Linked DNA regions of Homo sapiens: region 1 is linked to region 2. Evidence: read pairs that join two places in POLR2A ChIA-PET (ENCODE). Cell type or tissue: endothelial cell of umbilical vein. All regions are shown on one strand. Links, peaks and the distances in the headings refer to the core of each region. The heading gives the core; the rest is flanking DNA. Region 1 has its middle 38 kb from the start of THOC1. Region 2 overlaps COLEC12 (collectin subfamily member 12).

Evidence for each region. ChIA-PET counts read pairs that join two places held together with the same protein. Peaks named below come from ENCODE experiments on the same cell type or tissue, not always from the same donor. Only the 100,000 strongest peaks of a DNase experiment are listed, where the experiment ranks them.
Region 1: POLR2A ChIA-PET joins it to region 2 with 5 read pairs; 2 of 35 experiments call an interaction of 5 or more read pairs at or near these places.

Annotation. Positions count from the first base shown.
Region 1 is chr18:297,682-313,626 of GRCh38, reverse strand. No RefSeq gene overlaps it. Among named protein-coding and RNA genes, the nearest start is that of THOC1, 38 kb to the right of the region's middle. In endothelial cell of umbilical vein, for the core only: no CTCF peak of the experiment used is centred there; no DNase peak of the experiment used is centred there; H3K27me3 peaks cover 909 bases.
Region 2 is chr18:450,083-466,027 of GRCh38, reverse strand. All of the region lies in intron 2 of COLEC12 (collectin subfamily member 12), which reads left to right. Among named protein-coding and RNA genes, the nearest start is that of COLEC12, 43 kb to the left of the region's middle. In endothelial cell of umbilical vein, for the core only: no CTCF peak of the experiment used is centred there; DNase peaks (open chromatin) are centred at 8,277 and 8,687; H3K27me3 peaks cover 105 bases.

The DNA of each region.
Region 1 (15,945 bases), core at 3,980-11,979, 150 kb after region 2:
GTAGAGATGGGGTTTCTCCATGTTGGTCAGGCTGGACTCAAACTCCCGATATCAGGTGATCCGCCCGCCTCGGCCTCCCAAAGTGCTGGGATTACAGGCATGAGCCACCGTGCCTGGCCTCAGTCCTGCTCTCTACTTTCTAGAAGTGAGACGTATTCAAACAAATGGCAGATAGCTCTTTCCCTCCTCTTTCCTCTTACGCCAGGTCCCTTGCCCACAAAAAGAACAAGTCCTGGCATTGCTTGTCCTGATAGCATTAAGGAAGTTTGCTTTGACAGTTTTCTCACTGAGAATGCTTCCTTTCCAAATATTGGAGAGGGATGACATGGGAAAAAAACTAAAATTATGGTATCTCTGCACCTTTAGGCCAGTAAATGCTGGGAAAAAAATGAAGTCGTACCTCTTTGTGTGTCATCTCTTCTTTGGGTATGAGTGTAGAAGTTCCTATCAATTTGTATTAAATATAGATTTGGCTGCTGAAATAAAGACCCAAAGTGATAGCAGGTGAATAAGATAGATGCATCTCTCCCTGGCCCTAATTTTACGTATGCAACTAGCCCAGGGAGCCGCACTGTGACTATCTCGTTGTCCTGCAGTCTCTCAGCCAGTGCCCTCGTTTGCATTGTCCAAAAGGGCTCAGCACCACATCCACAGTCCAGGCAGTGGGCTTAAGAGAGGGGTGATGAAATGAAATTTCTCCCTTTAAGGGCAGAATTTGCATTCGTCATTTCCACTCACATCTCTTTAACCAGAACGTAGTCACATAGCCTCACCTAGTTGCAAGGGAGGCTGAGAAATACAGTCTTTAGCTGGGAATTACAGTTAGATGCCAAGCTAAAAATTCCATGCCTATGCAAGGAAGGAAGAATGGATATGGGTGGAGAGGAGCATAAATGGCATTTGCACCATTCACAGCTGCCCTCCTGAATCCGCCTCCTATGGGACAGATTTTCCACCTTGCCCTCCTGTGGAGACTTCAGTGGATTTAATTACTGGCTCCATTCTTCACAGCTCCCCATATCTACCCTCTTTGCCATGTAACCTGGCAGCTCCCCCTCTCTATGGGAGGAGTGTACTTTCCTGCCCTTTGACTTGGGCTCAGTCACGCGCCTTGCTTTGGCCAATGTTGGTGGATGTGATACAGCCAAAGCCTTGGAAAGCACCAGGGTCACTGGGCTTGCCCTCTTGCATATCTGCCATCACCGTGCAGAGTTCCCCTGGCCTTCGCCTCTGTTCCTGTGGCCAGGGCCCTAGAGTGAACACACCTGGAACAAAGCTGCCCCAGCCAAACAGACCTGTGATGAGAAGCAGAGCCAGCCCAACCTTCAGAGCCTGCAGCAAAGCAGTCCCACCAAGCCCAGCTGAGATCAGTCAACCCAGACTGTGAGAATAAATGCTTAATGCTGTATATATATATATCCCATGGAGATTTGGGTTGTTCATTACACAGCATCATTGGGGCAACAGCTAACATACGGGTCCTTGGGCCCTAACCTAGCAGCTGTCTATGTGGCTCTTTTCTATTTGTCCCTTCAGATCCCATCTCCACACTTTTCCACCATTCTCTGGGCTTCAGGGAGATAGATATTTACAGGTTCCCTTGGCTTCTGGCAACCAGTTGTGTTTGGACAATGAGAGGCACTGGCAGGAGAAAGTGAAGTTGAGGTGTTTATTTCCCTGGTTTCCTCTCTGAAGGTCACCAGGAATAGATTTTATCTCTCTGCCAAAGGCCATATCTCCCATCAGTTGGTCCAGCACTCTCTCCTGCCAGTGCCACTGCATGCCCAGGCTGGAGTGTGGTGGCATGATCTCGATTCACTGTAACCTCGACCTGTTGCACTCAAGGTATCCTCCCACCTCAACCTCTCAAGTAGCTGGGACTACAGGCGCTCACGACCATGCCTGGTTAATTTTTATATTTTTTTAGAGGCAGGGTTTTACCATTTTGCCCAGGCTGATCTCGAACTCGTGGGCTCAAGCAATCTGCCCATCTTGGCCTCCCAAAGTGCTTGGATTACAAGTGCGAGCCACCACACCAGCCTCGTCCGGCTCTCTGTCCAGCTCCAGGAGTAGCAACCTCCTCTTGCCCCTAGTGATACTCTCAGCTGCCATTAGCCAAAGATCCTGCACTATCCTTTGTTGTTTTCCCTAAGGCCTGCCCACATCTTTGTCAATTGCCCCTTTATTAAACTCTCCTCAATTACCCAGCCTGAGTGTGCCATCTTTTTCTTGTGGAAACCTGATTAACACCCCCACCTCTTGACCGCACCCACTTTCATGGCTTGAGGGCCTCTGCTCATCCTATTCCTGGCCTGCACTTTACCACATAATGCATCCCCTTCTTTTCATGGGTGCAAACATGAGTCCCCTTTCAGGGCACAGCCCATATCCCCCCCTTCCTCCATATTCTCCATCTCCCAGCAAGCCTCTCCTAAGATCCACTGCCTGCACCACACCATCAAGGCTTTGTTTCATACAAAAGTACAGCAGTCTCTGAATTGCTCAGGGGGCCCTGGGAAGACTGTGAAGGTGCCACAGTGAATGGGAGGAGAGTATTTGCAGAGCAGGTGGAATTCTGGATCACTAGTCAGAAGGACTACATATGTATGTCATATGTGTGATTTCACTTCAGGTTCACTGTTTCTAAAGAGTTTGAAAATGTTGATGCAGTACACTAGTCTTCAACTTTGTATGGATATAAATCTAATCTACCCAAAATGAATAAAACAAATTTAAATATCTCTCAAATCAAGGAATTTTTGTTCTCCCTTTATTATAAGGCATAGAATAGGGGCCAATGAAGGATAGAAGGATGGATGGATGGAGGGAAGGATGGATGGATGCATGGATGAATGAATGCATAGATGGATGGATGGATGGATCCATGGATGAATGGATGGATGGATGCAGGGATGCATGAATGAATGAATGGGGGGACTTGGTCCTCACCATAAGCAGTTTCTCCATAGCTTCTTCCCCCTCCTCATGGTCTGTAGGAATATGTCATTTTGATTCCCCACAAATCATACTGGAAGCATCTCTCCTGGCACCTTGACCAAACTCTGAAAGGCCAAGTAAAAGGGACTGAAGGTCAGAAGGATGTGGGACAGGTTGGCTGGATTCAGCCCCACTAGGCAGCTCCAGATCCCGCTTACTGAGATATGAGAGGAAAGTGGCACAAGAGAAATGGCACAGAAGTCTGATGCTTTGGGAAATCCTACTCAAACATAGAAAGCAAGAGTCCTCAATGGACCTGCAAACATGTTTTGTTAAATCTATAATTTCTGCCCTCCTCAAAAAAAAAAAGATTTCCTACCTTCAACCTTTCACTATGATGTTCATAGATAGTAAAATGAATGAAATATCCATTTTTCTCTTGCTTAGTCAGCATATATAATTACCACATTTTAAGTGCTGTAGCATTAACACCACCTGGTTTTTTGTTTGTTTGTTTGTCTGTTGGCTTGTTCATTTGTTTAGAGATGAATCTCACTATGTTGCTCAGGCCAGCCTCAAACTCCAGGGCTCAAGCAATCCTCCCACCTCACCTCCCAAGTAGCTGGGACTACAGGCACAAGCCACTGCACTTGTCTTTTATCTGGTTTTTGTTTTTTGTTTTTTTTTTTGTTTTTTTGATGGTGCTAGCTAATAACTTTTTTAAAAGTCAACTTTTAGGTTCAAGGGGTACATGTGCAGGTCTGTTACATAGGTAAATTACATGTCACAGGAGTTTAGTGTTGCAATAATTTTGTCACTCAGGTATTGAGTATAGTACTCGATAGTTTTTCAACCCTCACCCCACTCCTCTCCTCCCACCTCAGGTAGGCCCCGGTGTCTACGGTTCCCATCTTTGCGTCCAGGTGTACTCAGTGTTTAGCTCCTTCTTATAAGTGAGAACATGCAGTATTTGGTTTTCTGTTCCTGCATTAATTTGCTTAGGATAATGGCCTCCAGCAGCATTGCTGCAAAGGACATGATTTTGGGCCTTTTGATGGCTGTGTAGTATTCTCAGGTGTATATGTACCACATTTTCTTTATCCAGTCCACTGTTGATGGGCATCTAGGTTGATTCTGTCTTTGCTATGTCTTTGCTAATACCTCATTTCTAAATAATTATTTTTTGTGCTTTTATTTGCAGAATACGATGTGAAAAGAAGCTGTTGTTTCTCCAAATATATGGTTTGGGGTTCATTTTATAAAGTACTCTGGATTTCAGGTCCTATAAGATGCCACTTAATTGAAGCTTTGCAAAGAAATAATTATTTTACACCAGAACTTCACCTGTTTCAACCCTGTACCTACAACCTCCCTGGGCGAAGGTTACTGAGAGTCCTAATGACCAGCACCTTCATGGAGACCTTGGTGTTTCTTCAAAAAAGAAAAAAAAAGCCTAGAAAAAGAAAGGTAGATGACAGATAGAGACAGACAGAGAGAGACTGGGGACCAACTAGGAGCACAACTGTTACTTTTCAACCCAGAGTCCATTTGAACAAGTCCTTCTTTCAGTGCAGAAAGCACTGCCCTGCCCCCGAAATCCACTCAGGTTCTCCCCTGAACCCCAAGCCTGAGGTTTAGATTTTGACGGATTAGGAAGAGCTGACTCCGCAGCACACACTTTTTTTAGGGTATGAAAAAATCACCTGCTCAAGATCCTCTTTGCTCACTTTTCAACTCTGTGGTCATAATGTTTGAAAATTAATGTATAGAGCCCTGGAAATTATTTTTTCCTGTTTTCATTTTCCTTCCCAGCCAGCAAGGTCCCATGCATTGCATTTTCCAGAGTCTGCGTAAGAAGTGGCTCCTTGGTCAGCTGGCCCTGGTGTCTGGCATTGCGGTTTTCCTCCGCCTGTGGAGACAGTTTTCCTCCCTCTGAAATTCAGCTCACTGATGGGCACCTGCCACAACAGGCACTTAATTTAATTACCTCATTAAAGACCCTATCTCCAAATACAGTCATATTCTGAGGCATTAGGGGTTAGGACTTCAACATAGGAATGCTGGGGGACACAATCCAGCCCATAACACCCTCCATGCCTCCTTCACTCGCAGTAAATGTCTATTTCTCCTGTTTTATTAAAAAGGTTGAGGCCAATGAAATGTGCTCTTCAAACTCCTTCCCGCCCACTTTAATATCTATCTGTATTAGTCTGTTCTCACAAGGCTAATAAAGACATACCCGAGACTGGGTAATTTATAAAGGAAAGAGGTTTAATGGACTCACAGTTCCACATGGCTGGGGAGACCTCACAATCATGGTGGAATGCAAAGGAGAAACAAAGTCATGTCTTACATAGCAGCAGGCAACAGAGCATGTGCAGGGGAACTGCCCTTTATAAAACCATCAGATCTCGTGAGATGTATGCACTGTCACGAGAACAGCATGGGAAAGACTCACCCCATGATTCAATTATTACCTCCCACTAGGTTCCTCCCACAACATGTGGGAATCATGGGGGCTACAACTCAAGGTGAGATTTGGGTGGAGACACAGCCAAACTATATCGATATCTGTGCCTTTACCTATTTATCCCTTCTTCATTGGTGAAGAAGCTTCTCTCACCTGGGCCACAGAACTCCCCTCCAGCTGTGTCCCCCATTCCCTCCATGCCTGTTCCCAGAACCAGAACTAACTCACTGCACCTGCACCGCTGGAAGGTGCCGCCCCTTTCCTCCCTCAGAGAACAGGCCATTCCAGGGAGCCCTCTCTTGCATTCTCAGCCTCTTCTCTGCTGCTTGTTCCTTCCCTTCCCCTCAGTTCCTCTCATTCCAAAAAAGAATTGTTTTAGTAAAAAGAAAACTGTAAAAAAGAATTTTCTTTTTCTCTTTTAAATTGCCACCTTTTCTGCCCCCTTCCTGTCACTGGCACACTTCTTAAAAGAATGGTCCACACCTGCAAGCACCCGTCCCCTTCTGCCTTCACACTCCTTTACGCCTTGCAGATCTGGCTCCCACGGCCCTCCTAAAAAGGGGCTCTCTACGGTCACTGGTGACCACCTGAGGTTTTGTGGGGATTCAATTAGAAAATGCAGGTAACACATTTGGAGTCCAGTATCAGGCCCATGGAGGTGATCCCCGTTGTCACTTCGGCGCTGTGATCCTGGCCTGCAGTGCTTTCTCCTGTAACACTGACTGTAATTTTGTGCCTTCAGGGGACAGGGCCACCTCCACTACAGAAAGAGCCCAAATGTTCAGGACAGAGCTCCTCAGAGCCCAAGGTATGTGCCAAAAGGCTCTTCCTGGATGAATTATCTGATTGACGGGACCGGGGCTAGCCCAAAGAAACAGAAGCAAATGGCCACAGACACAGCTCTGCCTTCATCCTTCAAATCCACTCTCTCCACACACACCTACACACACATCTCTTTTTTTCTCACTCGGTTGCCCCTTCTTTGTGGTATTCTGAAGCATTAAGAGGTCCATTGTCACTTCCATTGACTTGTTACTCCTTTCCTCTACACGCAAAGTCAGCTCTGTCCCCCCGCTTCTCCTACTATCTCTGTCTTTCTAGGACAGACTTCCTATCCTTTTTCCTGTCAATGGAGGAAAATGACAAGACAAGTATCAATCATTTTAGAAGATTCATTTGCAAAAGTTAAGGACACACCTGGGAGACAGGTCTATGTCTTTTTCCAAAGATGATTTTGAGGGCTCCAAATTTAAAGGGGAAAGGGCAGGGACATTGAGAAGCACGCAGTTTTCACATAAAAAGGGCAGAGGAATAGTGTGGGGACTCTGCATTTTGCATAAGACAACACAGACAAAATGGGGTAGGGAACAATCAGATATGCATTTGTGTCTGGCAGTCAGAGTGACTGCACCTGTGAAGATAAGCTATCAATCTGCGTTTCCATGGTGAAGTTTTAACAGCTCACCAGGAATTTCCTTATGAGCAAAATATGGGGCAGGCTGGTAGTTTTCATCTTGTAGCCATCTTGTTTAGGAACCAGAAGGAGGAGGCAGGTGTGTGTGACCCACTTCCCAGCTCGACTTTTCCCTTTCGCTAAATGATTTTGGGGTCCCCAAATTTAATTTCCTTTCACATTCCCAAGGCCAGCTATTCTCCATTTTCCCAGAAAAGCACTTTTTGTGTATTTCCATACTCAAGGGAGCTGGGAACTTCATACAATAACTGAAGTTTCAGACAGTCCTGGAGAAAAAAAAAAAAAAGCAGGGGAACAAACTGGGACCTCCTTCTAATAGCAGGTGGTCTGGGGTCTGTAGAGGGCCAAGAATTCCGGAATTTCTATATCCCTGATTGGCTTCCTCAGGTGGAATACCCCTCATCCACACCTCCACCCAATGAAATCTGGCCCTCCTTACAAATTCTGCCTCAATGCTACATCCTCCATGAAGACACCAACCAGAACAACTTTTTAAACTCTCTCATGCGTCCTTTGTTCCTCTGAAGGCACTGACCCTCTGCCGGGATTTTTGAGTTCCCGGAGTATTTGTCTACCCCTCCCCTCACAAGGCAATAGGCATCTCTTGAGGCTGTAGCTAGGTCTCTTTCTTTTCTTACTTTTTTTCCCTTCTCATCCTTCATCTGCAGAAAAGGACTATTTTACATTTTTTCATCACCTGGCCCAGCGCCTTATACATGAAATGCACCCAATAAATAGGAATCGGATTGAATTAAAAAACAAACAGAATCCTGGCCGGGTGCGGTGGCTCACGCCTGTAATCCCAGCATTTTGGGAGGCCGAGGTGAGTGGATCATGAGGTCAGGAGATTGAGACCATCCTGGCTAACATGGTGAAACCCCGTCTCTACTAAAAATACAAAAAAATTAGCCAGGCGTGGTGGCGGGCACCTGTAGTCCCAGCAACTCAAGAGGCTGAGGCAGGAGAATGGCGTGAACCCAGGAGGCGGAGCTTGCAGTGAGTCGAGATCGCGCCACTGCACTCCAGCCTGGGCAACAGAGCGAGACTCCTTCTCAAAAAAAAAAAAAAAGAAAGAAAAAAAGAAAACAAATAAACAAACAGAATCCTAAACTGATCTATATTTAATCTGATCTCAAGCTTGTCATATTTGTTTCTAGAAGAAATGAAACAAACAACCAAGGGTTTGTCACCACAGGAGAAGGTGACAGGCTGCCTCTCCCAGCCAAGGATGCGCCATTCTTGGCAGAGCTGCTGTTTGAGAGTATGCGTGACATTGTCGTCTTTTGTCAGACACACTGGTTCCAGTCGCATGACTGATGGCAGCCACTCTGCCCTCTGCCCAGCCCTGTCTCAGCTCCTTATGTAGTTAGTATGAGACTATAAAGCCGTGCAAAACTCAGGAGAGCCTAGAGGTGGCATGAGGCACATCAGTGAGTCACTTGTGTGGACAGAGCTCTGTGTGGCCGTTTTCCTTGGAAACTTGGCTATCGCAGGGCATTTAGGAGGCAGTTCCAGAAAGAAAAAAAAAAATCTGTCATCCAAGACAAAGACAGCAGCTAGCCCTCCTGGGGTAAGACAGCAGAGACTGCTCAAAACCACTTACACAGCTGGGGAGGGCTTGCAAACTGATGCCACTTATTTAGAAAATAAAAGAGAAACCCCAGATACCCTTAGACTGTCTCCAGGGCCAGAGACAGCATTGCCTGGCTCCCCACAGAGCAGCTCAGGAGAATTCAAGTCTTATGGAGAAGGCTCGCATCCCAGATGGCTGCAGAGTGGTAGCCTAGTGCTCTGGTCTAAGTGCTTATATCCCCCCCAAATTCATATGAGGAAATCCTGGCCCCTAGGGTGATGGTATTAGGAGATGGGGTTTTTGGGAGGTGATTAGGTATGGAGTGGAGCTCTTATGAATGGGATTAGCACCCTTATAAGAAGAGACATGAGCGGGGCTAACTTTCTCTCTCTCTCTCTGTCTCTCTCTCTCTTTCTCTCTCTGTGCCCTGTGAGGACACGGCAAGCAGGAGCCATCTATGAACTAGGAAGCAGGCCCTCACCAGATACTAAATCTGCCAGCATCTTGGTTCTTCACTTCCCAGCCTCCAGAAATGTGAGAAATAAATGTCTTGTTTACAGGCCACTCAGTTTATAGCAGTTTGTTATAGCAGCACCCCGAATGGACTAAGACACCCGGCAATGGCTGAGGGAGTGCCCTGGTCAGATGAACTTCAGGGCAGTCTCACAGAACCATAAGCCAAAGGTGCCTGTGAGCCCCTCAAGGAACAGGAAAGTGACTGAACACAAGCCACAATACCAAAGAAGCCAGGGCTAGAGATAAGAAGAGTGTGTGATCTTCACAAACATGATAGGAAACCCAAGAGGACCATGAGGACCAGAAAAGACAGCTCTCAACAGAACTCAGCAAAGGCAGAGGTCAGCGTGCAGCTGAACGCCTCTCATCGCAGGATGATACACATGCCAACCTCCTAGAAACCTAGAACATCCTAGGGGAGGGGAAGGAGGGGGAGAAGGAAGATCTTGCATTAATTGAGTTTGAAACTGTAGGAATCATATTTAGATCCAGAAGGGACTGAGTTACTTTGAATTGATGAAATTAAATTTTCTGCTCCCTGTGGAAATTGGGAAGTCAGTACTCAAGAAACTGACATATACGAGAAGCTGAATGGGCTAACTGTAAAATTAAATACATGTACTAAATATAAAATGAATGTACTAATACCTGTCTCACAGAATTCTTGCAAATTTCATTTCATTAATGTAGGAAAAGCACCTAGCACAGCATCTGGCTCCTAAAATGCAAGCTGCAGTCTTGGTTTCCTTCCTTTCCTTGTCATTCTATCTTTCAAGTCCCTGGTGCAGCTTAGGAAATAACAGCTTTTAGTCAGCCCAGACACCTAATAATATGGCCCAGATGAATGGCTGAGCAGTTTTATGGATAGACAAAAGAGTGGCCGCTCCTTAAAGAGGAGGTTAGCTCCACCCATAGGAAAGATGAGACCCTGAGAAGAGAGCAAGGAAGAAGCTGTGTTTTTTAAAGAGTTGGGCTGAGGAGTTTGAGACCAGCCTGGGCAACAAGGTGAGACTCCACCGCTACCAAAAATTAAACTTAAAAAAATTAGCTGGTTGTGGTGGTGCACAACTATGGGCCCAGCTACAAGGGAGGCTAAGGCATGAAGATTGCTTGAGCCCAGCAGGTCGAGGCTGCAATGAACAGTGTTCTCACCACTGCACTCCAGCCTGAGTGACACCAGCAAGACTCTGTCTAAAAAAAAAAAAAAAAAAAAAGAGTTGGGCTGACGAGCAACTCCTTAATCCCACCTAGGGACTTTGTAGTCTGCGAATCAATACAGTGGCTAAATTATTAAATGTCCTCCCTAGCACTGTATTTGGAAGAAATCTCAAGAGAAAGGTTATTTCTTTCCATGCTCATACTAGACTGGGGATCATCATCCTACAGTCCACAGGCCAAATACAGCCCACTGTCTGTTTTTATAAATAAAGTTTTATTGGAACACAGCTGTGTTCATTGTGTACTGTCTATGGCTGCTTTTGAACTACAATGGCAGAGCTGAATAGTTGCAACAGAAACCATAATGGCCTGCAAAGCTGAAAATATTCACTATCTGTCCCTTTGCAGAAAAAGTTTGCCAATACTTACAGTAGACATATAATTTATTCTTCTATAGTGCTTAGAAATTATTTCACAGAGCTGGGTGTGGTGGCTCATGCTTGTAATCCCAGCACTTTGGGAGGCCAAGGCGGGTGGATCACTTGAGGTCAGGAGTTCGAGACCAGCCTGGCCAACATGGTGAAACCCTGTCTCTACTAAAAATGCAAAATTAGCTGGGTGTAGCGGCACGTGCCTGTAATCCCAGCTACTCGGGAGGCTGAGGCAGGGGAATTGCTTGAACCTGGGAGGTGGAGGTTGCAGTGAGCTGAGATCGCACCACTGCACTCCAGCCTGAGTGACAAGAGTAAAACTCCACCTCAAAAAAAAAAAAAGAAAGAAAGAAACTATTTCACACATATAATTTTATCTATTTAGGGCCAAATACCTCTATGGATTAAGATATTTTATCAGTCCTATTATTATTATGTTGCTATTATGCTTCTACTTTACAAAATGAGGACCCTGGGGCTCAGAGTGTTAATGGACTTGCTGCTGGGTAGCAGAGCCCTAAACCTAGTCCTATCTCCATTCCACTATTTTCCCACTCTCCTTACAATATAATAATAATATAATTGGGAGTCATAATGTGACCTACCGTTTCAGGGCACACAGAATCATCTTAATTAGCTTTAAAAGCAAAGTGGTACCTTCAAAACCACTCTTGTAAGACGTCACCAAAAATAGCACCACTGGTCAGAAATGTTCCTTTGGCTCAGTGTTAGAAGTCCACACCCAGCCCAAGGCCACATCAAGTTTCCTGCCTATGGAAATGAGGTTAGCAGCGAGCCTGAAGTCACGTCACGTGGCATGTGCCCTGTGTCACAAAAGCAATATTTACATCATCCTAGAAGCAGAGGCATTTTATAAAAGTAGCACATCAAGTCATGATTGTCAAAAAGTTAAAAACATAATTTTCATGCCAGGCATGGTGGCTTGCACCCGTAATCCCGGCTCTCAGGAGGAGGTTGAGGCAGGAAGATGGGTTGAGGCCAAGAGTCCGAGACCAGTGTGAGCAACACAGTGAGTCCCCATCTCTAAAAATAATTTTAAAAAACATATTTTCCTACACATATACAATGGGTACATGTTATTAATGATGGAGCTAGCAGGATGGAAAACCTGGTTTAAAGTAAACAGGACATGGACATCCACGTCTTACAGAGTCAGGATATAGATAATGAAAAAACGGTTATAGGCATGAATGTTTGTAGCAGCTTTATTCATAATGCCAAAAACTGGAAACAACAATATGTTTTTCAATAGGTGAATGGATAAACTAACTGTGGTATACCTGTCAATGGAATGTAATTTGGCAACAAAAAGAAATGAGATATCAAGCCACAAAAAGCTAGGACATAACCTTAAATGCACATTGCTAACGGAAAGAAGCCAGTCTGAAAAGGCTACATACTGTATAATTCCAATTATGTAACATTCTGGAAAAGACAAGACTATGGAGACAATAAGATGATCAGGACCAGGTATGGTGGCTTATGCCTATAATCCCAGCACTGTGGGAGGCTGAGGTGGGAGAACTGCCTATTTAAAAATTATGTTTTTAACTTTTTGACAATCATGACTTGATGTGCTACTTTTATAAAATGCTTCTGCCTCTAGGATGATGTAAATATTGCTTTTGTGACATAGGCCAGGAGTGTGAGACCAGCCTTAGCAATGTAGGGACATAAAAAGATTCTATCTCTAGCAAAAACTAAAAACAAACAAACAAAAAAAGATTAGTAGTTGCCAGGAAGGAAAAGGGAGGGGAGGGGAGAGGGGTGACTATGTGGCACACAGGAGATTTTTAGGACAGTAAAACGGTATGGGAATTGTGATGATAGATGCACGATGTTTTACATTTGTCAAAACCCATAGAACTTTACAGCACAAAGAGTGAACTTTAACGTTTAAAAATTTTTAAAAAATCATTTAAGAGGTCAAAGGATCCCAAGAAGAAATGCAGTCTGTAACATGAGAATCTAACTATATTACAAATGTACGAAACAACCTCACTGAAGAGGGTGGGGGGAAATGTGCTGACCTAGTAACTCTGGAAATGAGTGAGGTCTGCAAGACGAAAGGCAAAAGGACCTGCACACCACCACTGTCCCCTGATTAATGAAGTGGTTTCTCATGGGGCACAGATGAACAATTCTGCTGCTGCTATACATGTTTACTGGAATTGATCAATTAAATAAATGGATGGCAGATGCAGGGGGCAGTGTCTCACTCTTGGAGTGAGACTTAAGGATAAGCTAGAAGGAGGCTAGAAAGATCCATGCAGTCGTGGATTTGACTTGGAGATATCAGTATGAACTCATGTTTGGCTTCATATAGATACAGATGTTATGTATGCATAGATATGTGTGTATATATATATGAGTTAACATACATAAATATATTTCTGTGCTCTGTTCACTGCAAGCCCAAGAGAAAAAATACCCCAGTATCAACAAATAAACCCAATATGCAGCATCCATGAGTCCACAGTGTTAAAATAAATGATTGAATAATTTATTAAGTGGAGGAGAAGAGACAACTCTCCCATGAAGAAGAATTCCAAATGATTTATGTAGCTACTCCATCCTCAAGGATGGGGAGTACAACTCCTCACTCCTTAGGTGTGGGCTGCAGATAACTTCTTTCCAAAGAGCACAGCATGGAAAGGAAGAGGAAGAGTGAGTTTGCGGTGGAGAAACCTGACAAACGCTACCTTAGCCCGGTGATGAAGATCAACATCTCTACTAAAAATACAAAATTAGCTGGGCGTGGTGGTGCATGCCTGTAATCCCAGCTACTCGGGAGGCAGAGGCAGGAGAATCACTTGAACCTGGGAGGCAGAGGTTGCGGTGAGCTGAGACTGCACCATTGCACTCCAGCCTGGGCAGCAAGAGCGAAATTCTGTCTCCAAAAAAAAAAACAAAAGCAAAAACAAACAAACAAAAAACCACTAAGGAAAACTTTGGTTAATAATGATGTATCAATATCAGTTCACTCATTATAACATGTATCATGCTAATGTAAGATGTTCATAATAGGGAAAACTGAGTGCAGGGTATAAGGAAACCCTCAGTACAATCTTCTCAATTTTTCTGTACATCTAAAACTGTTATAGAAAAATAAAGTATATATTAAAAAAATAAAGATTCTTAGAATAAGACCACTAAATTAGATACAAAATTGTCCCACAGGGCAATGGAGTCATAACCTTTGGAATTATATTTTTAGCCAAAGAGAAGTTAACTGCCCCTCTGCCAGACAAAAATCATTTGCAGCTTACCAATTACCTTCATTAACATCTAACTTTATAGTGTTTGAGCCACAATCAATATAGTCATCAAAGTTACATTCCCCTGGAGGTTCAGATGGCCCTTGGATGGGCTGGTGGGTCAACACTGCAGGGTGACATATGCACACATCTATGGTCATCCTTTTACCTAATTTTTGGATAACTTTATCTAAACAAACATAACTCATCACCCTTGTGCTTCTTTCTTCACAGAAGCCATCAGGACTAGCCAGACCCATGGTTCTTAACTGGTAGGTCTCATGTAGCACTGTGGCATCCCACAAACCCATTGCTAACATGCAGCCAAATTTCTATCATGGTATACATTTCATTTTTGGTACAGCTAGAATTCTTACTGTTGCAGACATATTCAAAAGATGAAACACAAAGGTGAGAAGGCTGTGAAGAGGGATATAGAGCTATATGCAACTCTCTGTAATTGTAGGAGCAAAATGTATTTTTTATTTTTATTTTTATAGATTTAAGGGGTATGAGTGTAGTTTTGTTACATAGATATATCATGTAGTGGTGAGGTCTGGGCTTTTTGTGTACCCATCACCTGAATAGTGTACATTGTCCCCAGTGGGTACTGTTTTCATCCCCTAACCCCTTCCCGCCTTTTGGAGTCTATTATTCCACTCTCTATGTCCATGCGTACTAATTATTTAGCTCTCACTTATGAGTGAGAAGATGTGATATTTGACTTTATGTCTCTGAGTGATTTCACTTAGGATATCGGCCTCCGGCTCCATCCATGTTGCTGCAAAAGACGTGATTGTATTCTTTTTTATGACTGAGCAGTATTTCATGGTGTATATGTGCCACACAAAATGTATATTTTTATTGGGCCAGTACCAAAGTTGAATTTTATACTTATTTAAGCATGTCATTGAAAGGTCAAGGCAGTGAAAAGCTCTTCTCAAACACCTTCGGCCTGAAAAAATGCCAGGTGAATGAGGCAATAACTGTGGATGCTTTTATAGACAGCATGAGAAAGTGTTAAACCCTAATAGTGATGGCGTGGTAATTACTGCTTACTCATTTACTGTGGTTTTGGGTATTTCATTCTCTTCAGGTATGCCACCAAAAATTTTAGGATTTGAGAATGGGCTGGAGACCTATGAGTTGAGAATCATTGAGCCAAACCACTAGTATGTCAAGACTAAGAGGAAGCAATATTATGGGAATTGAGTGAAAGGCTGATAGATTTTATGACCCTATCTGCAAAGTTTCTGCTTTCATGATCAGGAGCTAGGCAAAAACACTTCTGGGCCCATCCAGGCCATTTCAAGAAATAGCTCATAAGTTGAGAATTCATCTCCAACCAACTGATCTCAGAAGAGAGAAATGAAGGGGTGGAGGGAAAGCAATGTTTCATCTCACTGAGCCTTAGACCACTGTCAACACTGTAATTATATTACGTGCACTGGCTATTTTGGTCATTTATTGAAATAAGGTACATGGGATAATTTAAAAACTAAATTCAGTCAGTCACTTCCAAAAACATCCAGCTGGTTTGTGTGTGCAGCAATAAAGTGTGAAAGTGACATTGCATTCAAATTGTAGCCATGTGTGACTTGGCTTTTTTATTTGAGAGAAAGAAAATGGCTAGGCCCAAAGGCTTGTATTTCTCTGTGTCACTCTGACTTGCAGGAATAATGAATTCCTGCTTGTGACACAGTGTCTTGAGGAAGCAAGGAGAGAGGTGGTTTGGTGCACTTCCAAAGTTGTGTGTGAGCCTTCACCACAAGAACCCTGGTTCTGTGGGAAGGACACGCAGAGCACCTTGCTGAAGCAGGAGCTGGGAGTGCCACACATTCGCATGCAGACTCCCCTGAGATCCCGAAGCACTTCTCAAACATGAATTAACTTGAGCACTTTCACTGCAGGGCACTGTGCACAGTTACTCATTCAGGTATTCATCAAAGATTCACACAGTCAACAACACAGGGCCCCCCCATTATGTTCCAGATGTTGTGCCAGGTGAGGGGGCCATTCTTGAGTTCCCTGGAAAGCAGATCCCAAGATAGATAAACCTTCACTTCCCTCCCTCACCACCATTCTTGATTTCACTCACCATTGGCCGG
Region 2 (15,945 bases), core at 4,524-12,523:
GGTGCAATCTGTGCTTGCTGCAACCTCCACCTCCTGGGTTCAAGCAATTCTCCTGCCGCCCAAGTGGCTGGGACTACAGGTTTGTGCCCCCACGCCCGGCTAATGTTTATATTTTTTGGTAGAGACTGGGTTTTGCCATGTTGCCCAGGCTGGTCTCGAATTCCTGACCTCAAGTGATCCACCTGCTTCAGCCTCCCAAAGTGCTGGGATTACAGGTGTGAGCCACTGTGCCCGGCCATAGGTAACTATTTACTCCTTTAGAAAGACTGGGAAGGTCCTTTTGCTTCAAAATAGTACCCTTGCTTGAATTTATTTTATTTTTTGCTTAAAATTAATTAAGATAATAGGCCTCTTTTGAAGTATAAATACACTAGGAAATTTTAGAAATGATGATGGTTACTAATAGTCACCTGTACTTTAAGGTGGATTATTTAATCAGGTTACTTTCTTCCTGTAAAATCAAACTGAAATCAGTGAATTATTTTTAAGAGATTTGTATTTCAGAGAGATGAAAGGTTCAAGGAACTTTGGATCTTAGCACCTGAGACTGGGAAATAAAAATTTCAAGTGATGGGGCAGAAACTCAGAAAGGAGAATGTGAAACACAAACTTTTCATAATAATTTTGGCTGGGTGCAGTGGCTCATGCCTGTAATCCCAACACTTTGGGAGTCAGGGTGGGCGGATCACTTGAGGTCAGGAGTCTGAGACCAGCCTGGCCAACATTGTGAAACCCTGTCTCTACTAAAAATACAAAAATTATCCAGGTGTGGTGGTGCATGCCTGTAATCCCAGCTACTCGGGAGGCTGGGGCACGAGAATTGCTTGAACCTGGGAGGCAGAGGTTGCAGTGAGCTGAGATCCACCACTGCACTCCAGTCTGGGTGAGAGTGACACCCTTTCTCAAAAACAAAACAAAACATAATTAACAATTTTGTTTAAGTCTGTTCCCATCTCCCCTTTCTTCCCAGAAAGCAGGTAAGAAGGGGTCAACTTTAAAAAAGCTTGAGGGAGAATGTGATCCCAGGAGAAACTTCCTGTAAGTAGAGGTCCCCAGTGTGATGGGAGCGTCTAGAACCTGAGCTTTGGAGAGCCCAAGAGTGTGTCACCCCCAGCCTTGGTGCTGAGCACACCCCACTGGGCTTCCCCAACCAAGTTCTGTGAACCTGCTAACTCTCAATAGGAATAAGGAATGAGTTCTTTTCATTTGCCTGAGTCTTGGGCCTTACAATGAGAGTTCGTTGGATGAGATTGAACAGTATATGTTGTGTACCTGTTGTATTCTGGCCCTGATGCTGGACCCTGGGATTGAATTGCTAAGACATAGCACCAGTATTGATGGTGCTCCCAGTCTAGCCGGGGAGAAAAAAGATCAACGTATCTCTACTGTAGTTTGAGAAATGCTTGAAAGGAAATAGAGGATAGAGGAGCCAGATTCTGAAGTTATTAATTCTGCAGAAAGTGGGGGGAACCAGTGATTCAGAGAAAGCAGTAAAGAGGGATGACTGTTTAAGGGAGAGGCATTAAAATGAGGAAGTCCCCAGACAGTCAGTGGGAGAAAGTGCCTTAAGGCTGAGGAAACAGAATGAAGGTACACCAGTAGCAACGAGGAGCATTAGTGCCTGTCCCATGGGGAAATGGACTGCGGCCCATTCAAAGGAGGGAAGCACATATACATACACCCAGCTCTGGGATCCATTGTTAAGTGATAGACTGTCGCGAGATGCTGTGTTTATTAGGGATGCTGAGGAGGCTGCAGAATAGTGACTCATGACTTCTGCTCTCAAGGTTGCTACAGCCAAGTTAAGAGGACAAAAGTGACTCGCATGGAACAATAGCAGATAATACAAGTTAGTGTATCCGTGGAGGTTTGTGGTAAAGATGAGTCCAGACAAGAGGAAATTGGGAAAGGAAAAGGAGAAGCGCAGCAGCAGTGCGGGCCTCTAGTGAGCACACGCGGACAGGCAGGGATTAGCTCAGGGTGTGGGTGGGGATGGAGAGAAAGAACCAAGAAAGGGAACCAGTCAAAAACCTTCCTTCCTGGAGCTCGGGCTGGGGGTGGAGCTGTAGGGCATAGGGTGCAGGTGCAGGGAATGGGCCAGGCTAGTGAGCTAGAAAACAAGGCAAAAGAATTTCAACTTGAGTTGATTAAAATGCCTGGTCTCTGACAGCCTTTTCACGGAGCAGTCTAATTTACTACATGGTTTTATGTGAAAGAAGAGAAAGTGGAAATTGGGGGCTAGGGGAAGAGGGCTGTGGCTGTCACCGGTGAATAAGCTGGTGATGGACGTGTGACAACGGGAATGAAGTGAGAGAGAAGAAAGATACGAAAGACAAGACACTTTTATCTGTGACTCCGAGATGTCGCTGGCTCTGACTGTGTAACTGATAGCATCTGTCCACTGAGATCCGAAGGGTCAGGTGGGGAGAGAACAGAGCCGAGCCCCCGCTGTGCAGTCTCAGCGAACTCCCAGCCCCCACAGGAATCCCCACACTCATGTTTACGACACATGCTGCCACCTTTCATTGCATTGAGATGATTAAGCAACTAATTATTTTTCTCTCTGTGTGTGTGTGGTTTATTACTTTCTTGATTTTAATTGATATAGATCTTCTGAATTAGTTGGTTCTGGCCAAATGCAACAATTTATAGTTGGGTACAGATGCTAAGCACTTATTACTAAGCAACTATGGCTTCACCCGTGTGCCAGTATAATAATGGAGACATTTATGACTGGGGGGAAAATGAAACAATAAACCAAGGCTAAAACAAAACATTATGAAGGTAGTATGAAATGAAATGAAAATCAATGACTACTTTGCCAAGGGTAAGTAAATCACTTTCTAGAGGGGCTGATGCTGAAAGCCTGCAGAGGTTGGAAGCTTTTTCTGGGTACGAAGCCTAAGGAGGAGGCCAGTGGGAATGGCAGGATCAAGTGAACCCTCTCGGTTTCAGCCTGGGCTTCTTCAGAACCTGCCACCCTCTCCCTGACTCCCCCGCTTCTCCTGAGAGAACAGCTATCAGAAAACCTTGTTCTTCCATTGTTGCTGAGGAAGGCTTGAATCTGAGCTATTACACTTTATGTTTCTTAATAAACTCCAGCTGGGGAGAAATTAAACTGGGGCTACCCTACTTTGCCTTTTTCAAGTAAAAGAAACGTATAGGCTTCAACATTTCAACAATTGTCTGTCTTGGTAGAATGCTTATAAATCCATATCCATGTGGTCACATGCTCAACCTCATGATAAAATGGCAAGCCTGATCAAATGCATGTGGTGTGGGGTGACCTCACAGGCCAGGTGGGAGTCCTCCTCCGTTATTTTTAATAACAGCTTTATAGAGATATAATTTATGTATCATAAAATTCACCCATTTAAGGTGTACCAGTTCAGTAGTTTTTTGCAAATCCAGAGGTGTGCAACTACCACCATCAATTTAGAACATTTTCATCCATCCAGAAAGAACCCTTGTATCCATTAGCAGTCACTTTTCATTTCCCTCCAACTCCCTTTCACCCTTCCATCCTCAGCCACCACTAAGCTACTTTCTGGTTCTATGGATTTGCCTGTGCTGAACGTTTCATATCACTGGAATCACATAATATATTGTCTTTTGTGTCTGGCTTATGTCTTCAAGTTTCATCCATGTTGTGGCATGTAGCAGTACCTCATTTTTTAAAAATCCGGAATAATATTCCGTGACATGGACGGACCACATTTTACTTATCCATTTTCATCAATTGGTAGGCATTTGGGTAGTTTCTACTTTGTGGCTATTATAAATAATGCTGCTGTGAACTTTTGTGTGGGCTTGTGTTTTTAATTCTCTTGGGTATATACCTAGGAGCGGAATTGCTGAGGCACATGATAACTCTGTGTTTAATCTTTGGAGGAACTGCCTGAGTGTATCCCAAAGTGGTTCCACCACTTCATTATTAAGTATCCTCATTCCCTTCACCAAAAAAGGGAAAAAGACCAGCTTGAATTATTTTGCTGTAGTACTGGGATGATGTGTATTAACTAAAAAGAGATAGAATTGGAATGACCTAAGAGTGGTTTTAGATATGACGTCATTCATTTCCATCTCATTATCTGTACATCTCAATACACTTTGGTTTGCTACCATGTAGCCTGGATAACATTCTTATTCTTCCACCTTCCCTAAGTTCCTGTTATATGAGTACAGGGCAGTGCTGTACCTGAGCTTGCTAGTATGGTAGTCACAGGCTGCATGTGGCTACTGAGTACTCGAAAATGTGGCTACTTGAAATTGAGATATGCAGCAAGTCTCAACTCCACCCTGAAGTTGGAAGACAAGATGAAAGAAAAAAAAAATCTCTTAGCCGGGTACAGTGTCTCACATCTGTAATCCTAGTACTTTAGTAGGCCAAGGCAGGAGAATTGCTCAAGTTCAGGAATTCAAGACCAGTGTGGGCAACATAGTGAAATCCCATCTCAATTAAAAAATTAAAAAATTAGCTGGACATGGTGGTGTATGCCTGTGGTCCTGTCTACTCAGGAGGCTGAGGCAGGAGGACTGCTTGAGCCCAGGAGTTTGAGGCTGCAGTGAGCTATGATCAGGCCACTGCCTTCCAGCCTGAGCGACAGAGCAAGACCCAGTCTCTAAAAGATAAAAATTAAAATTTTTAAATTTTAAAAAAGAAAACCTCTCATAATAATTTTGTGTTGATTATATGTTGAGATAATAGTGTTTGGTGTCTATTGGGTTAAATAAAATATATTATTAAAAATCATTTCACCTGTTTCCTTTTACCTTTTAATATTGCTACTAGAAAAAATTTAAATTACACATGTGGCTTGCATTATATTTCTATTGGACAATGCTGTTATAGATGATTTTCAAGGCATGTTTTTTGAAGTACTGGAAAAATAAAATTAATCAGTCTAAACATCCTTTGGGTAAACTCAGCCGATTATTAGCAATTATTTTCATCACTGCAGAAAGACCAGGAATCCATTTGTTCCTTGAGTGAGAAGGTGAGTCAAAGACATGCCAGTCAGCTTTAAGCAGTGAGCCTTGACTGACCAACCAACCAACCTTCATTCAAAGTTAGCTCATCACACAAATAGAAACGTGACCATGAAGACATTAAAGCAAAGTCCTGTGATAATTGGATACGGCGCTTCTCTGACCCTCCGAGTGATATGTGCACCTAATAAGGGCTGGCCTGAGATAATGCCCATCTATGTTGTATAACCCAGGAGAGTGACCGGTAGACACTGCAGACCCAAAAAGGAAAGAAGAGAGGATGCACATAGCAGACTGTTGGGGGAGGTTGGTGACTGGGTCATCCTTCAGCTAATGTGTGAATATTACTTAATTCTAGAGAGTTGGCCCTGGGCTTCTCACGTGCCTTTTTGTTGCAGGTCAATGTTGAGGTTGTCAGGAAAGCTATATTGAAGGCATAACATACTTAGCAACTGTCTTTTGTAAAACACACGCAATGTACTGGTGTTTTTAATCTCAAATGTCTGGACATGAGGTTACTACTAGTGATATCATGATTCAAAACAGAGAACAGACCTGTATTTTGGCAGCATACTCAGGTAACATAATTTAGCTTGACTAAAGACCTTAAGACAGATAAATTCCTGCATTCTACTCCACGGGGAAGAAAACCTCTTCCCTTGGCTGAGGCTTTCACTGATGCGTAAAATGAAACTTGGGCTGGGGATGGGGGATTCAAAAGGTGACACAAAGTCCATAAAACCTTAGGCGTGTAGTAAATGAAGAATTCTGGTCTTTCTTGTGGCCCATTCCGAATGACCACGGAAGAAGAATAAAATTTAGGTACGAGCTGGCCCATATTTTATTCTTGGCCGACAGCAGGGGGACTCCACGTATGTTTGAATGAAGTCTCTTGTCAAAAACGTTCTTACTGTTTTACTGTGCTGCTTACTTGAGCTCACAGCCCGATCAAAATATCCGAGTCTATTTTCTTTTTTTTTTCTTTTTTCCTTTTTTTTCCTCTGATGAGTTCTTAAGTGAAGAATTCGGCAAGCTAATCAGTCATCACTCATCACTTGGCCATTTTAAAGGAGGAACCTCAGGGCAGTACCCCTGGGAAGTCCTGAGAGGTCATGATGGTTTACTGGAAAACAAGATAATTAAGAGACAACAATCTGATTAGCTAATATGTGTGTTGAACACATGTATTTTGTTGGATTCCTAGATTGGTTTCAGGGTTAACCGTATGAGCAATCATCTCCTTTGAGATGGTACTAAGCATCCATTTCTCTCCTGTACTCTCATAGCTGAGAGGCATGGGAGAGGCAGGAAATTCTGTCTTGGCCCTGGCTCTGCTTCCACCATTGAAGCTTCTGGAAGGTGCAGAAGGGTTAGACACAGGCATTGCGGTGTGCATAGGGCACCTGCTGCACCAGATGTGCAAAGAAAGCTGCGCTGGGGCCCCTTGATGTGGACCTGGCTTTAGTAGAGTTTTAGGGTAGACAAAAATGGTCATAAATGCCCCTCATATCTCCACTCGGGTTTTACATACGTCCCAATGAGGAAAGCTGTCTGATTTACAGTGTCACTTATAAATCCATTCCTTACCTGTGTGCCAGACATTGTGCATGCTAACTCTTCCAAGTGGTCATTCATTCAAAAGTAGACTTTTCTGATGGGCAGTGCTTAACTCCAAAGAAGACACAGCAAATGACCTTCCAGACTTATGGCAGATTGACATTGACTGGACAGTAAGTTTTGTTGGCATCTTTCAAATCTTAAGGAGATTTTCTCTGCCTGTACCTAAGAGCCATCCTGTCCTGAATCAATCCAGACCCCTCATTAGAGTCTGGGTGATCCAGCTGTAGCTACCTAGTTTTTCAGATAGCAAGTAAAAGTTATCTGAGTGCCAGGTCTGGTGGCTCATGCATGTAATCCCGGCTGCTAAAGAGGCCAAGGAGGGAGGATAGCTTGAGTCCAGGAGTTCGAGACCAGCCTGGACAACACAGGGAGACCTCTCCCAGCCCCCAGTCCCCATCTCTACAGAAAATAAAAAAATTAGCCTGGAATGGTGGAGCATGTCCGTGGTCCCAGCTACTTGAAAGGCTGAGGTGGGAAGATCACTTGAGCCTGGGAGGTCAAGGCTGCAATGAACCATGATCGTGCCACTGCACTCAGCCTGGGTGACAGAGCAAGACCCTGTCTCAAAAAGAAGTTATCTGAGTACCTCCTGTGCAAAATGAGAAGTTCACGAGGTGCAGTGGTGGACCAGAAATGAAACTGGGGAAAATGGCTTCACGTGGGAGAGAGAAGTCTTGAGGAGTGATCATATAGAGACAGAATCTGTGATCCTAAGGTCTGGAAGACGACAGTTTAGATGAAGAGGTCCAAAATAACAAGGGGCTTTTGAACAGGTGGTCTGTCCAGTAGTGGGAGAAGCTACCCCATCAGGGGGTCCTCAGCTCCTAGGTCTTGAGCTGCCACCGATTCACAGAAGCGAAGGCTGCCTTCAGAAAACGGGTCTGGACAACCAGGAACAGCAGTTTGCCAATGCCTGTGGCTAGAGGAGAGGGCCAACCTGGATCGTTCAGGTGCACTTCTCCTCTCCCCTCCTCAGCCCACCCACGTGTGTTCTCAGTTGTCTGGGTAAGTCAGCAAGCTCAGCTGGGGAAAAGACAGTTGCTCTGAATTACCAGAGATCTGTGTCTGTTCAAACACAGGATTAAATTCAGTAGCAGTTAAAATGATCCTTTTGCTTTCTTAACATGAGAAGCAAAAATATGTCCTTAGTGAGATGCTCCAAGGGTATGTTAGGAAATGAGTGCTAGAGTTTCCGGTCCCTGATGAGGTCCTCTGTGAGCATTCTTAAAAATACTCATGGAAAACAGTAAAAGAACTGCAAATGGGACAAAATCAGATCACAAGTGAGCTGAACGTTTTTCTCTTTTTCCAACTTTTGGACTTGAGGTTTATCTAACATTAGAGTCCTCCTCTTGCCTGAACTTTTCTGGCAGGGTATGGCCAGTCCCTTTGCCACAAAGAAAATGCAGTGCTTCTGGCGAACCACATCTTTGTGCAGTCATAGACATGTTTATGTAACTCAGAAGAACTTATATAAATTTCCAATTCTGCAAACTTACTGTAACTGTTGGAAAACTACCTATATCCTGCCAGTAAGATACGCCGTCTCCTCAATCGTAAGCACTAAACAGTCAAGGATCCAGCTTTTGTTGGCAGTCACTTTGAAAAATGCGCAATGAAGGAGGCTTGTTTTCATTCTACTCCGCTTGGTATAGAGTGCTGCAAAGAGCAAAAAGTCGGAAACAGCTGAGACATTTTGCAACTCTTGGGACTAGGAAGCCCTTCATGGAAGAGTCTAGTGAGCTTCATTTACACCTCATTTTAAGTAAATAAACACCAGGCTTTGTGGGCATCCATTTCGCAACTGCTCATCAAACTCCACCAAAAGATCGTTTACAGATTTTAACAGTTGTGTCCTCTTTTCGCAGAGATGGGGGAAGCTCTAATCAACATGATTTGGGTCCACTTTTGGGATATGTGTGCTTTGCTTCAATACTGTACTTGCCTTCATCAGCTCCAGCATGTGACATGGACATTCTTCAAGGCAGGGTTAAAAACATCTGCAGCCTAGAAATCAGCAGAGCTCCCCAGGGAGGGTGTTAAATCCAGAGTGTGCTGATCTGTTTCCTGTCTTTGTTATGATTTCTTCACTGTAACTGAATCTCCTTCGGCGCTGCAGTGCCTGGGTACTCTGTGCAGCTGTGTCAGCAGGCCGAGGACTGTTGGCTTAGGGGGCTCCGTTCCCATTTACACGGCTCGCGTCCATAATCCCAGTCAGGCCTGTTCGTTCACAGGGTAAGCTGCTCCTTGTCAGCAGATCGGCAGGCCTCACTGTGCAGCCATGCTGTTACATGTAATCTAATTAAGATTAATTAAGAGGAAGAGCAGTTACCTGGCTGCACTGATCCTTGCCAAGAGAAAACCCTCGGGAATGTGAACAAACCACCATCCTAACAAAATGCCGTGAAAATGCTGCGGAAAAGCAGTAAAATACTGTCTTTAAGACCTGCGAGCCGAGAAGTGGGAGGGCTGGCACTTCACCAAGGAGACAGAGTACGGGGCTCAGGGTCCTCAGGTATATAGGCATTCCTGCCTGGCTCTTCCTTACCACCCGGATTTTGTTTTTGCTTTCTGGGTAGAGCTCTGATGTTGCCAAACAGCCTGTGCTCCTCGTGAACAATCTCTCCAGACTCAAAATAGCGAGCAGCCAAGGGGCTGCCACTGCTTGCGGTCCACAGCTCAGTCAGCGGGCTGCTCTTTGTTGGAGAAGAAAATACGCCTTCTGGAAATCTTACAGGTTACATCGTTTATTCTCAAAACACAACATCAGCTGCCAGTGGGTTTCCAGTAAGCTGCAAGAGCATTTAACCCAAATGGGTTTGTGACCTTCCTAAGCGGAGGTGTGGGAAGGCTCTAGTGAAGTGTGGTGAACAGATCGTCGGTAACGCAGAAGTCATCCTGCTGTTCCGGCACTGGAGGCAGAGCCCGGCCAACTGAGTATTTCTCCAGAGGATGTTTCTGGGCGGCCTTTCCCTCCTTGTGTAAAGCGTCTCATCTGTGTGGGCCTGGTTTATGAGTACAAGTTGCTCACGGCACATGATTGGCCCTAACTCCCCAGTGCTTTCTGGCACTCTTAAACCAGCGAGGGGTTTGTGTTTTGTATGAAGGTTGTGGAACTAGAGACAGCATAGCACCAAGAACTATTTTTGGTCTTCATTGAGAACTCAGACTGGGCATAGTAGCTACAGTGTGCCTGTTGGGTTTTAATGCTGTCATGCCTACCTCTGTGAGACAGGATAAAGGTGGAAGTCAAATGTTTTTCTCCATTCTTTGCCTAAGATCAATTCAGAAAAGTAGTAAAATGCTCCATAGAAGGTACTGCAAGACCCTCTTAAACCAGCCAGCCTCCCACCACGTGCTTTGTCCTACCACCTGAGGGCTGACGTGGTCTGATTTCATACCCTGCCTGGGTTGTGCTTGATACACTTAACTATTGTGTCAGTTAAAGTGTGCTGTGCTGAGCACTATTTACAATAGCAAAGAACTATTTACAACCCAAATGCCCATGAATGGGCAAAGAAAATGTGCAAATGGGCAAAGAAAACGTGACACATATACACCACAGAATACTATGCAGCCGTAAAAAAGAATGAGATCATGTCTTTGCAGGGACATGGACGAAGCTGGAAGCCATCATTCTCAGCAAACTAACACAGGAACAGAAAACCAAACACTGCATGTTCTCACTCATAAGTGGGAGTTGAACAATGAGAACACATGGACACAGGGAGGGGAATGTCACACACCCAGGCCTGTCAGGGGAGGGGGGGGCAAAGGGAGGGGGAGCATTAGGACAAATACCTAATGCATGCAGGGCCTAAAACCTAGATGATGGGTTGATGGGTGCAGCAAACCACCATGGCACATGTATACCTATGTAACAAACCTGTACATTCTGCACATGTATCCCAGAACTTAAAGTAAAACACTGGCTAACATGGTGAAACCCCGTCTCTACTAAAAAATACAAAAAATTAGCCAGGCATGGTGGCGGGCACCTGTAGTCCCAGCTACTCAGGAGGTTGAGGCAGGAGAATGGCATGAACCCGGGAGGCGGAGCTTACAGTGAGCTGAGATTGTGCCACTGCACTCCAGCCTGGGTGACAGAGTGAAACTCTGTCTCAAAAAAAAAAAAAAAAAGCGTAAAATAAAACAAAACAAAAATAAATAAAGTATGCTGTGCTGTTTTTACCACATTATAGCATCACAATGCCTTTCATTTCTATTTATCTCCCAGTGTAACTTTCCGCTTAGCCACAATGCGGCCATGGAGCGGGAAGCAGTGATCTTTAGCCTTGTTTCTCTCTGGCCTTCTTGAAGGATGCTGTGGGTTTGTGCTAATAAAGGTGGCTCTACTGGTGAGGGGATGGGAATGTTTCTGGCAGGAGTAAAATCAGAAGCATCTGTGATCGTCAAGTATGATTTTGTCAACATGTGTCTTTCATTGAAAATAAAACTCAAAATTCTGAGTATAGGAAGCCCTTTCTAGCCAGTCCAAATGGCTCAACATTTATTTGTTCAGCTATTTATTGAGTATCTGTCATATGCCAGACTCTGTTTTAGGCTCTGGAAATAGTTGTAGAATGAGACAGAAAAGACCTGCCCTCATGGCAGATGAGAAGACAGGTAACAAACTAATCGAAAACCGTCATTCAAATAGTGATAAATGCTAGGGAGAGGACAAGGACAAGGGAGCAATAGAGAGGAGTGGCTATTCTGTTTTATTTATTTTTTTGGAGACAGAGTCTCACTTTTATCTCCCAGGCTGGAGTGCAATGACGTGATCTCGGCTCACTGCAACCTCCACCACCTGGGTTCAAGTGATTCTCCTGCCTCAGCCTCCCAAGTAGTGGGAATTACAGGCGCCTGCCACCACATCCAGCTAATTTTTGTATTTTTAGTAGAGATGGAGTTTCACCATGTTGGCCAGGCTGGTCTTGAACTCCTGACCTCAGGTGATTCACCTGCCTTGGCCTCCCAAAGAGCTGGGATTACAGGTGTGAGCCACCATGCCCGGCTGATGAGTGGCTGTGTTAGATAGGGTGGTTAGGAAAGGCCTCTGGGAGGAGGTCATGTGGGAGTGGGAACAAGAACAGAGTGAGGGAGGCTGTGATTTGGGAAGCGCATCGTAGCCTCATGGTGTGTGGGAAGTAAAAAGTCCCTCAGGTGGAAACAGCATGGAATGTTCTAGGAATAGAACTAAGCCAGCTGTAGCTACAATAGAGTGGCGGGGAGATGGAGGAGATGACGTCAAGAAATAGGGCTAGAATATGTTGAGACCAGGGGGCCCATGGGGAGGGCTTTGGAGTCTATGGAAAGCCTTCAGAGGGCTCAACTAGAGAACGGATATGTTTCATAACATAACCCACTCTGACTGCTGAAGTGCGGAAGCAGGGAGATCTGTAGGAGGTTGTGCCTCTAGACTAAATCAGAGGTGATGGTGTCTTTGATTAGAACACTGGTCCTGGAGATGCTGAGAAGTGATAAGATTTGGGATGTATGTTAGAGGCAGAGCTGACCAGGCTTGCTGATGTGGCTATCAGGGAAAGAGTGAGATTAAGGGTGACTTTTAGGTGCTTGAGCTAAGCATCTTGCTGAACAGGGGTACATTTATTGAAGGGAGGAGCAGATTTTGAATTTTGTCTTTATTATGTCAAGTTTGCGATGCTTATTATACATTCAGTGGAGCGTAATTGCATGAGTCTGGATCTGAGTCGAGAAGTTGTGGCTGCACATAAAAATTAGGAGTCTTTAGCATAGAGCCCAGGGACTGGATGAGACCACAGAAGAAGAGAGTATAGACAGGGAAGATAAGGGCTGAGGACTGAGCCCTGGGGCATTATTTAAGTTGAGAAGAGGAGGGAGAACTTAGCATTTAGCGCTGACAAATCCAAATCCTATGTGTCTGGTTCCCTCACTCCCAACCACACAGCTCTGTGTTCTGTCTCTGTCTCTGTGTCTCTCTCTGTATCTCTGCATGTGGGTAGCTGAGGGTGGGGATGCTGGTCAGGGGAAACTGGCTGATAATTTTCCTCTTCCTCCTCCTTCCTCATCCTTCTCATTTTCCAGTTTCTCTTCTCTCTTCCTTCTCCCTCTCATTTCTTTCTTGATTAATTCTTAAATTCTAGAAATCCCCAACCTGGCCAGGAGTGCCTCTTGTCCTTGTGTCTCCTAGCACGTTCCTATCTTTGGTGATCTCCAGAACAAGCCAGTGACACTGATCATACGATGCTAATTTAGAATTCTTGCTTGCTAAGTTCACTGACACATCTTAAGAGGGGAAGTTGGACTGGGGTGGAGAAAGAAGCAAAATAAACCACCAAACCCCAGAGACCTCTCTTTGTTGTTCAGAAGTTCTCCTGTGTATCAGAAGATGGACTTGGCAGTGTGTAATAAAAGATGACTCTGGTTTCCTGCTGGTTTTTAGGATGATGTCTTTTGGTTACATTCTTTCAACTTGTAAAATATTAACTTCCAATTCCCATGGGGGAGGACCCCTGAGTGGTGCTATTTCAGTGGGACAGAATCACAGCATTCTTTCCCACCTCCTTAGCTGCCCTGTGCTCCACTTGGAAGCACCTGTGGCCAAAGCTCATAGGCACTTGTGTGGCAGGAAGAACAGATGTGAAGTTCTGTGGAAAAGAAATACAACACAAATTGGCAGAACACAGTAACTTAAAAAATAAATCTGAAAGTCAGTCCTGGAGAGCCCATCTTTGGGTCCTGGCTTTGATTGGAAAGAGTTATGGTTTTGTTGGGGTAATAGCAGCTGATCTTTCGTCCTCCCACAGAATCCTGCCAGAGCCAACACTTGGAAGCACACAGCTAATGAGAGGATTTCTTCCAAGGTTCTTAACCAAATGCTCTTTGATAGTGGTGGTTGTGAGGCGGAGGAAGATGCTTCTGCTGAAGAGGGGGTTCCTAGAAGCAGCAACCAAAGCCCTTAAAAGAATCAACAGCGATCATTATATAGCCACCATTTAGTGAGAGCTTACCATATGCCAGGCACTGTGCTGTACTCCCCGTTTCATCTCAATTAATTCTTACTATAGCGCTATAAGAAAGTATCCCATTTTATCAGTGAGGAAACTGAGGCTTAAGGAGATTGTATAAATTGCCCAAAGTTATAGGCCCATAGATGGTAGAAGTTTGAAACCACATTTGCTTTCAGAACCCAAGCTCTTAATCTAAATCATATATTGAGCACAAGGTGCACAATTCAAGTTTTTTTCCAACACGGTGTATGTGAGTGATCATTGATGCCAATGAAATTTATTCACTCAACAATATCTATTCTGCTTAACACTAGATCACGCATAGTTGGGCATTTAAAGATATGTGACGCTATTCTTTTTCTCGAGCAAGTTACCATCTAGGTATGAGAAAAGGCTTCATCTTTAAAAAATAGAGAAGAGTTTAAGGCTGTATGTGATGAAGTGCCACAAAGTTCTCTGAAATGCCTTCCAGGCCTTCTCCCCATTATTTTGGATATTATTAATAATACTTGGCTCCTCTTTACTTACGTGAATTTCTGTAGGCACCTTGATTTCCTCCCCCTGGAAATGGTCTTTTCTTTTCTACCACATGGCCAGGCTGCAAATTTTCCAAACTTTTACACTCTGCTTCCCTTTTAAATATAAGTTTCAATTTCAGGTCATTTCTTTTTTTTTTTGAGATGGAGTCTCGCTTTGTTGTCCAGGCTGGAGTGCAGTGGCGTGATCTCGACTCACTGCAACCTCCGCCTCCCAGGTTCCAGCAATTCTCCTGCCTCAACCTCCTGAGTAGCTGGGACTACAGCCACCTGCCACCACTCCTGGCTAATTTTTGTATTTTTTAGTAGAGACGGGGTTTTATCATATCATCCAGGCTGGTCTTGAACTCCTGACCTTGTGATCCACCCACCTCGGCCTCCCAAAGTGCTGGGATTACAGGTATGAGCCACCGCGCCTGGCCTCAGATCATTTCTTTGCTCATGCATATGAATATAGGTTGTTAGAAGCAGCCAGGCCACATCATAAATGCTTTGCTGCTTTGAAGTTTCTTCCACCAGATACCCCAAATTTTCCAAACTTTTGGGCTCCGCTTCCCTTTTAAATATAAGCTCTAATTTCAGGTCATTTAGGTGGAAACGTCCAGCAGTCAGTAAGATGTGAATCTGAAGTTCATAGGAGGGGAAATGGTCATAACATATGTGAGAGTGAAAACCATGAGAATGGATGTGATCACTGACAGGGAGCAGGCAGGAGGCAGGAGCAGGAGTCAAGGACAGAGCCCTGGGGCATGCCTACTTGAAAGAGGTGTATGGAGGTGTGTATGTTCATTCATATGCTCACGCATATGAACATAGGCTGTTAGAAGCAACCAAGCCACATCTTGAATGTTTTGCTGCTTAGTAGTTTCTTCCACCAGATACCCTAAATCATCACTCTTAAGTGCAAAGTTCTACAGATCCCTAAAGCAGGGGCACAGTGTGGCCAGACTCTTTGCTAAAGCATGGAAAAAGTGGCCTTTACTCCAGTTCCCAATAAATTCCTTATTTGCATCTGAGACCTCCTCAGCCTGGCCTTCACTGTCCACATCACTATCAGCATTTTGGTCACAACGATTTAACAAGTCTATAGGAAGTTCCAAATTGTCCTTCATCTTGCTGTCTTCTTCTGAGCCCTCCACACTCCTCCAACCTCTGCCCATTACCCAGTTCCAAAGCTACTTTGATATTTTCAGATATCTTTGTAGCAATGCCCTACACCTCAGTACCAATTTTCTGTATTAGTTCTTGCACTACTATAAAGAAATACCTGAGACTAGGTAATTTATAAAGAAAAGAGGTTTAATTGGCTCACAGTTCTGCAGGCTGTACAGGAAGCATAGCAGCTTCTTCTAGGGAAGTCTCAGGAAACTTAAAATCATGGTAGAAGGTGAAGGGGAAGCAGGCACATCTTAATGGCCAGAGCAGGAGGAAGGTGGGGGAGATGCCACACACTTGTAAACCACCAGATCTCAGAAGAACTCACTCACAATACAGTGCCAAAGAGGGTTAGTGCTAAACCATCCATGAGAGCTCTGCCCTTATGATCCAGTCACTCCTCCCAGCAGGCCCCCCCTCAACATTGGGGATTACAAATCGACATGAGATTTGGCGGAGACACAGATCCCAAACCTTACCAATGACCCAGTGAAATAGGCGGAAAAGACATTTTCCGAGAGCTGGAAGGAGAACCAAAAGAGTGTGGTGTTATGGAAGCCGAGAGAGTTTTAAAAAAGAAAGTCCTTGTGTTTTCATCAGTAACTTTGTTGTGTATCAGTGTTTTCCCTTCATGTAACTTAAATGTCCAC